Regions from separate parts of the Mus musculus genome. Here regions 2 and 3 are each linked to region 1. The links are chromatin loops, found by intact Hi-C in ENCODE. Cell type or tissue: heart. All regions are shown on one strand. Region 1 overlaps Frmd4b (FERM domain containing 4B). Region 2 overlaps Gm46970 (a long non-coding RNA gene). Region 3 overlaps Gm46970 (a long non-coding RNA gene).

What was found. A loop is a pair of places that touch in the nucleus more often than their neighbours do. Peaks named below come from ENCODE experiments on the same cell type or tissue, not always from the same donor. Only the 100,000 strongest peaks of a DNase experiment are listed, where the experiment ranks them.
Region 2: a loop joins it to region 1, with 4 times the contacts of the local background. A loop is called at or near these places in 5 of 42 quality-filtered maps.
Region 3: a loop joins it to region 1, with 3 times the contacts of the local background. A loop is called at or near these places in 5 of 42 quality-filtered maps.

The regions. Positions count from the first base shown.
Region 1 is chr6:97,456,822-97,459,321 of GRCm38, forward strand. All of the region lies in intron 1 of Frmd4b (FERM domain containing 4B), which reads right to left. Among named protein-coding and RNA genes, the nearest start is that of Frmd4b, 30 kb to the right of the region's middle. In heart, no CTCF peak of the experiment used is centred here; DNase peaks (open chromatin) are centred at 580, 1,360 and 2,470; H3K4me3 peaks cover 1,477 bases; H3K27ac peaks cover 2,500 bases.
Region 2 is chr6:97,519,485-97,521,984 of GRCm38, forward strand. The region is part of intron 1 of Gm46970 (a long non-coding RNA gene); the gene reads left to right. It also overlaps a transcript of Frmd4b not described here. Among named protein-coding and RNA genes, the nearest start is that of Gm46970, 25 kb to the left of the region's middle. In heart, a CTCF peak has its summit at 1,264 (motif pointing right); a DNase peak (open chromatin) is centred at 2,177.
Region 3 is chr6:97,508,230-97,510,729 of GRCm38, forward strand. It overlaps Gm46970 (a long non-coding RNA gene), which reads left to right. Exons shown (of 5, transcript XR_003956336.1): 1 at 1-2,500. It also overlaps a transcript of Frmd4b not described here. Among named protein-coding and RNA genes, the nearest start is that of Gm46970, 13 kb to the left of the region's middle. In heart, no CTCF peak of the experiment used is centred here; a DNase peak (open chromatin) is centred at 1,392; H3K27ac peaks cover 609 bases.

The sequences.
Region 1 (2,500 bases):
AAGTTTTTTTATCCCTTTCTTTTGTTGTTTACCCAGTGCTACCCCTCACTGTGGCTGGAGCCTGTTTCTTAGGGACTTTTCTGAATGAGCATACAGATTTCTGCAAGCAGTTGCTCTTAAAAAGACCTTTTTTGGGTTGCATGCCTTCCTTTAATCCCAGCACTAGGAAGGCAGAGTCAGGTAGATCTATGTGAGTGTGAGGCCAGCCTGATCTACAAAGTGAGTTCCAGGATAGACAAGGCTACACAGAGAAGCCCTGTCTCAAACAAAACAAAACAAACAAACATGAAGGAAAAAGTGCTCTCCTGTCACAACGGAGCACCTGCACACAGGAACTCACAGCAACTGTGACAGCATGCACCAGGGTCCCACAAGCTCTAGCCAGACAAGAACCCCAGCATAGAGGACAGAAGGTGGACATGGCATCCCACTGCTGGCTGACAAGCGATTGGCATTTGGTAGGTGCTGGGAGAGGGAGAGTCAGACTTCCTCAGCCTCAGTCACATGATGTGGAGATGAGACAGAGTGATTTATCGGCTTTGCTCCAGCTCAAGTGCTTCATGGCTTAAGAATACAGTTCTCCTAAACCAGCAGGGTTGGTTTCCCCACTTCCCCATATTCTCTGGTCATCTAGCAGACTCTCTGTGGGAGGGCAAAGCCCCTTCCTGCCTATCTTGCATTTCACTGTAACACCTTCCCCAGCCTCCAGATGGGGGACCCAGTAAATAGCAGGCTGGAAAACAGAATGCCCTCTGGCACAGAGTCTGGAAGGTCAAAGCATAGCCCTGTATAAGAGTTAGTTTCTGGCCGGGCAATGGACGTGCATGCCTTTAATCCCAGCATTTGGGAGGCAGAGGCAAGTGGATTTTTGAGTTTGGGGCCAGCCTGGTCTATAGAGTGAGTTCCAGGACAGCCAGGGCTATAAAGAGAAACCCTGTCTCGGGGAAAAAAAAAAAAACAAAACACCAAAAAACCAAAACCCAAACAAACAAACAAACAAAAAGAGTTCGTTTCTGACCTCTTAAAGGGGCTGAGAGCAGAGTGGCTTTACTTTGCAAGGAGAACCTCTTGTGTGAATCAAGTCACAGGAGCCCCTGGGTCAATCCAGACCACAAGGCTGCATTTCAGAAAATAACACATGCTTTCAGACATCAGACACCTTTAGGTAGGACCGATTTAGAGACAGATGGCTCCTTTCTAAGGCCAAACCATTGTGTTCTATTATGGTGGGAGGTCCCATCACAGTCCCCACTGTGACATGTTTGTTTCTTTAAGGTTTCTCTCCTCTTACCCAACCCCACCTACTTCCTCCACAGACTTCCTCCTATCCCCCCTCTCCACACCCTCCCCCAGCTTTGCACTCCACTGCATTAGATAATTTCCTTTCTTTTCTGAAGTCTACCCAGATTTCCCTCCCTCCCCCCATTGCCAACAACTGACTAAGGAAGAGAGGCTGAGCACACGGTATTGGCCTTTAATGAGTTTACCATAACCACGTTATAAGGGGGAAAGAACCAAAAGCTTCCCTTTAATAAGGATGTAAGACTTCCTCTGACAAATCTGAAGAGTACATTAATTAATTGATAGCTATCCACAAAAATGGCATCTCCGAGGTCTCTTCTGTGAGCTGATGAATTCTGGTCACACAGAAGCTTCACCAAGAAATAGAGTAAAGGTAACGGACAGGATTCAGTCGCCTGCTTCCCCGAGGCAGAGCAGGGCACACACATCAAAGGGTCCTTTCAGAAAGGACACTAATGAGTTCTAGCACACTTGGACCTTTGCTGCCCAGCTCCAGACAAAAGTAGAGGGAGCCTCTTCTTGCTGATGAGGAGATTAACAATTACAAATCAAAAGCATTTCTGCGCTGCGAGCAGGGACCCTTTCCACGGCTCTTTCCAGGATGAGTGAAGGAAGGAGCCCGAATCGTTCAAATTACAAAATAATTGAGAGAAAAGAAAGAATAGAAAAAACAGTAGGTGTCTGAGGCTGACGGTGACCTGGAATGACACACTCCAGTAATCACTGAAGTGCTGAAGAAAATCAGAAAACCAGCCCTTTCAGTCTCTTAAAGAAGCCAAGACGTTTCTTACACGTATCAAGATAACCTTCCAAAAGACGGGCGTGAAGAGCTGTCTCTGTTAGGATATTGTTCCAGACCTTACCCTACAGGAGTTAGCAAGTAGCAATTCCTTGAAAACGTGGTGAGATAAACATGCCTTGTTAGTTCTGTTTCTTAACAGTTGGTTTCTGAGATGCTCGGCTTACAGGAACCTCCCCCCATATAACATTAAAACCCGTCCAACATTTTGCTCAAGATGCTCCAGGACACTGCCTGCCTGCCATCTCATGGTCAGAGACATTCCTCTTACCTCCAATCCATGATTGAGACTCATTTAAAGGGACTGGCGAGGAGGCACAGGACTCAGGACACATGTATTCAGCACTGTGGGGTGTGCGTGCCTGCGTCCTCTAACTCCAAACCGGTAGAAGTGAGGAC
Region 2 (2,500 bases), 63 kb after region 1:
TTCAGGCAGTTTGTAATCTTGAATCTACACGGGTAGCCAGGTGTCACGTGTGGATACTTCTATTTAATTAAATATGAGCAAACATTAATGGCTCAGTCCCACCCGCACGTCTCAGGAACTCAGTGGTCACCCATACCATGGGCTGGCATACTAGGGAAAGCAGGGCAGGACAAGGCATAGTCACGGCAAGCTCTCCCGATGGCCCTGGTCTAAATGGGCTCCAGGGTAATGGTCAAAGTCAAGACAAAACGAAACAGACTTAACCTTTAGGAACACAGCTGCAGGAAATTGATCATTAACCCGAAGCGCTCACACACTAGATGATGAATTTAGTCAACTTTGTGGGAGCAAAAGTTCCGTCTACTCATCTCACCTCACAAAGGCAGCAGCTGACAGCACAAAAATCACACAGGCCCGACTTCGCTTCAGCAAAATTTTATCAGGAACCAAACTGTGAATGTTATATGGTCCTCATAGGTCAAAGGAATAGCTGCCTCCACTTAAAAATGAACGAGCCTGTCTCATCCTACCATAATCCTCAAACAGGCAGCTGTATGCTGGGCCCACAGGTAGGCCTGTGGCCTGCTGACCACTACGTTGTCCTGGAAACATTCTGATGACCACAGTGGGCTGCAGATGGGGGAGTGGTGGAGTCTGGGCACACCAATTTAATACCCTGGCTAATTCCCCGTGTGAGTCCTACACTTAGCCAACACTGATCAGCATTGGAGGGAAGGACTTTCGTCAGCACAGGCAGTCCTCGGCATTCACAGACTCCAAATTTAGAAATCTGTCCACTCTCTCAAATGCATTTGTAACTCTAAAATCAACACTTGAGGCTGTTGTCTGATCGTTCTGTGGCTTAAGACAAGAAAACGTGGGTCTTCCAACACACATGTTTCTTGCTGAGGTGTGACAGGGAACTCACTGTTTCTAGCTTCAGCTTTTATGATGTTGTGTCTGTCTCATGGCCTGCGGCCTAAGGACCCCATAGGATAGATAGCTATGCAGCTAACACATTTGTGGACCTCAGCATCATGTCTGGATGTCAAAGCCTGGGCGTTACCTCTAGTCCGAGTGTGATTTATACACTCTGGTTGGTGATTTTGCTGGTGTTTAAAAGGAATCCCCAGAGTGGAGATCTGCAGAGTTGGCTGTGTGTGAGTATTTGTGTCCCTCACCCCTTAAAACACCCGTATTGAAACCCAATCACTAGTTAGGTCCCAAAGACAGACCCCTCCTCATGAATGTAATGTGTTATAAAAGCAACTACCAGTAGAGGGCAGCACTAGATGACACCATTCGTACCTATAAGACCTTGCCAGACACACAATCACCTGGTGCCTTGACCTTGACCTTTCTGCCTCCAAACTGTGGGACATAAATTTCTGTTCATTATGAGTCTTCTGGGTTATGGTTTTGTTTTAGAACAGTGTCTAAGTAGAAGGCCATGATGTCCTAGAGAGAAAAAAAGGAGGCAGGCCACAGTAAGAGACAGGGAGATGGGTGTGTTGATAAAGGTGACTCGGGGCTATGAAGGAAAAATTTGTGTGAAAATCCAAGCCCAACCAACCAAACCAAACAAAACAAAAACTATCTCAAATAATGAGACTTTAATGACATTTTAAAAAGATTCACTAGACAAACTGTTCCCTCCCCCCTCTGTCTTGTAAATTGCATTTTAGGTTTATTGAGACAGGCTAAAACTAGGTTAAATGTTGGATTATTTCATGATGTTATGTTTCTGTAATTCCATGGTTCCGATTTCCCACATAGAAGGGCTGTTGACTAGAATATAGCATAGAGAACTATTAAAACAAAACTTCACTTAGAGTTAATTTACTTGTGAATTCACAAACTGTTATCCAAAGAGGGACGCACCTTGGCCTAACAGTAGCAGGACCCCAATGGAGACTGATCGGACGAGCATTTTTCCCCCTTGCTCCAAATGGTTAAGACAGATGGGAGAGCATCTGAGTGGCACTAAGCCCCAGTGAAATGTAAATATCCACGGCACAGACCACCCAGGGTTTGCCTGGAGACCTTTGTTTAGCTACAGAGTATGATTTTCAGTTGCAAACACTGCATAATGTACTGGTGCTATCTTCTGGAAATTCGTCCTGTGGGGTGGTCCAGCAGGGGAAGTTATCTGGAAACGGAAAAGGATGTTGGGAGATGATGCAGCTGAGAGCCAAGGCCCGGCCAGAGCCAAAAAAAAAAAAAAAAAAGTCAAGTTCATTTAGCAAAATGCTAACTAGGAAGTCGGTGTGTCTTTGGGACACACACTCGAACACTCATCCCTTTCTTAACCGTCCCCTTCTTTTCCTAATTAGCTCCTCCTGGCCAGGTGCCATCTTTCATTGATTACAGAAAGCAATCTCCACTTTGTCGCTCTTTATCACAGCCTTGGCTCCCTCCCAAGTATTTTTTAAAGATGACAGCACTTGACAACATTTACTATGTGCCCGACCTTCTTTATTTTTCATTATCCTAAGCACTT
Region 3 (2,500 bases), 51 kb after region 1:
AAAGGGCAGGGCTGTGATGGAATGAAATGTGTGTTTTGATTTTTTTTTTAAATGATGTAAAACAGGGAAATGAAATTCTCAAAGAAGCAGGGTTTATGGCACTACACAGGCGGGCCTGAGTAGGTGGATAAACAGGGGCAGCTGTTCTGAGAGGGAGGCCAGGGGCTGTGTGGGGTTCTGGCAGTAAGACCGAGCCACGCGTGAAGAGGACTTCAAGAAGGAAAGGCAGAAGATGGGAAGGCTGACTTCTTACCCCTGGAGCAGTGCTGTGAGTGTGTGACTGAAGAGAGACGCTGGTGAGAAGCTTAGGTGCCACCCACAAGCTCTAGCAAACCTAGGCCAAAATCCCACTTTGGTCTTCATATGCCTCATCACCTGAGGGAATTACTTCACCCCCATCAAGGCTCTGCCTTGCTATCTATGAAATACAGAGGGAAATTCCTCCTCCCTAAGACTGTTCATGAAGAGCATGTGCAGACTCGGAGGGACAGCCCCGGGGGAAATGACAGGCTGTCAGTAAAGGGCCCGGGGATCACCAGTCCACTACTTTAGCTGCTTCTGCAGGGACTGGGCTTTGGCTTATCGCTTCTTATTGGGGCAGAAGCCACAAAAGGAAGATGGAAGCAGGTTACTCGCAAATTCTGGCTTGATCTTTACCCTGGAGGCAGAGGTCTGAACTTCTTTTCTCACGTTGGGAAGGCAATCTGCTGGGCTATCGAGAAATTTCCAACAAGAATCCACCAAAATGGAAGCCAACTCAAGCAGAGAGGCGAGGACACAAGCCCCACGTGTCTGCGTGTACCATGGAAAGTTGCGATGAGGAGGGAGCAGGGAGTTTATGCTGTGTCACCAGCCTTTGAGAAGATGACATGAGGACAATAATGAGGTCCCCTTCTAGATAGCCGAAGGTCTCATCAGGTGGTTTAGTTGCCAGAAGCTTCCATCATCCTTCCTGATGTTCCCTTCTTAGTCTCCCCTCTCCTCAACTCCTCACTCTGGAAGGAATCTTGAATAGCACAAACCAGTTAGCACATCAGTGGCCCCGGACATAAGGCAATCCATCAGAGAGAATGTAAGGCCTATCACTTAGAATTCTGGGAGACCGGTCGATTTACTCTCTCTTCCCTGTTTAGGAACAAGTTACTACCGTGTTCGTGCTGTTATACAGGAGGACGATCTGGTCACAGCGATCACCTGCAGGAAATGCAAAGCAAAGGCAATCGGGGGACCGTTGTCAGCCTCTTGATCAAACTTTGTCTGAAGTAAGCAACTCAGTTTCGTGAGCCAATAACTATCTCTTACTGCTGAAGTCAGTGTAAACCATAGTTGCCTTCACTTTCAAAATCCCCAGAAGCTCCAGACAGTGCCCCCTCCCCCCAAACTCCACCCTTTCCTCAAAACGATCACATTTCCTGAAAACAAATGCTATTTCCCAGGACACAGAATAGACCTTGGCTTGCTGTCCTCAGGTTCTGTAGCAGAAGGGTAAAGGCCCATTTTTTGGTAGCTCTCCACCTTCTTCTCTGAGTACAATGTTTGTTCGTGACCACGTCCCTCCATCACGACAGCGCTTCGATGACAACTTACTGTCTACCGGGTTGAACTGAGGTGGAGTTCTTACAGCTTTGAAAACCAGGCAACCTCCATGTCATCCTGATGTCAAAGAGCGCATGTGTGGGTGAGCAGCCGAGGGCATCAAGGCGAGGCAGTCTAGGAGAATGTGAGCGTGTATGAGTGTGTGTAGCAGTGTGCAAGTCAGTGGGAATGCGTGTAGCACAGGAGGAGTCTGAGAGTTCCAGAGCATGTCCAGTGTACTCACCCTGTGAGGCAGTAGCCTCTGAGAAAATGCTGCCCCTAGGAGCAGACCACCAAACACATGCCCAAGAGAAAGGAAGCAGGTAGGGCCTAGAAATGACCATGGAGAAGCAACGCAGCATGCTATTTCTACCCACAAGACGTGCTGTCTTCTTTTTGCAGTGCTGAGAATAAAACTCAGGACATCACCCATGTCAGGTAAATATCCTACCACTGAGGTACACCTCAGAGGCACCCTCTTTTAATGAGCAATGCTTGAAAGGTCATTGAAGGGAGCAGGGTGGAGAGGAACTGTTTTTTTGTTTTTGTTTTTGTTTTTGCTGCTGCTACTGTGTGCTCACTTTTAAGTTGTAATGGAAAGCACTGATGTTTGGAATCCTGTAATCAGCCTTCTAGAAAGGGAGCCAGGGTTCCCAGGAATCGCCTAGGTTGGATTCACAAATCTTGCAGACTGACCCACCCTTCCACCCTCCCACCCTCCCAGTGACAGCTGAAGATACCCTGACAGATTGACAAGGGAACACTGTCATTGTCTCTCAGCAATGCTGCATATCATTCATCTCTCAGTGGTGCTACATGGTGGCGACAGCTCAGGGCTCTCAGAAGTTCAATTTAAATCCAAAGCCACCACACAAGCTGTCCACATTTCCTGGCTTTTTGTTTGTTTTTTTTTTTTATTTGTTTT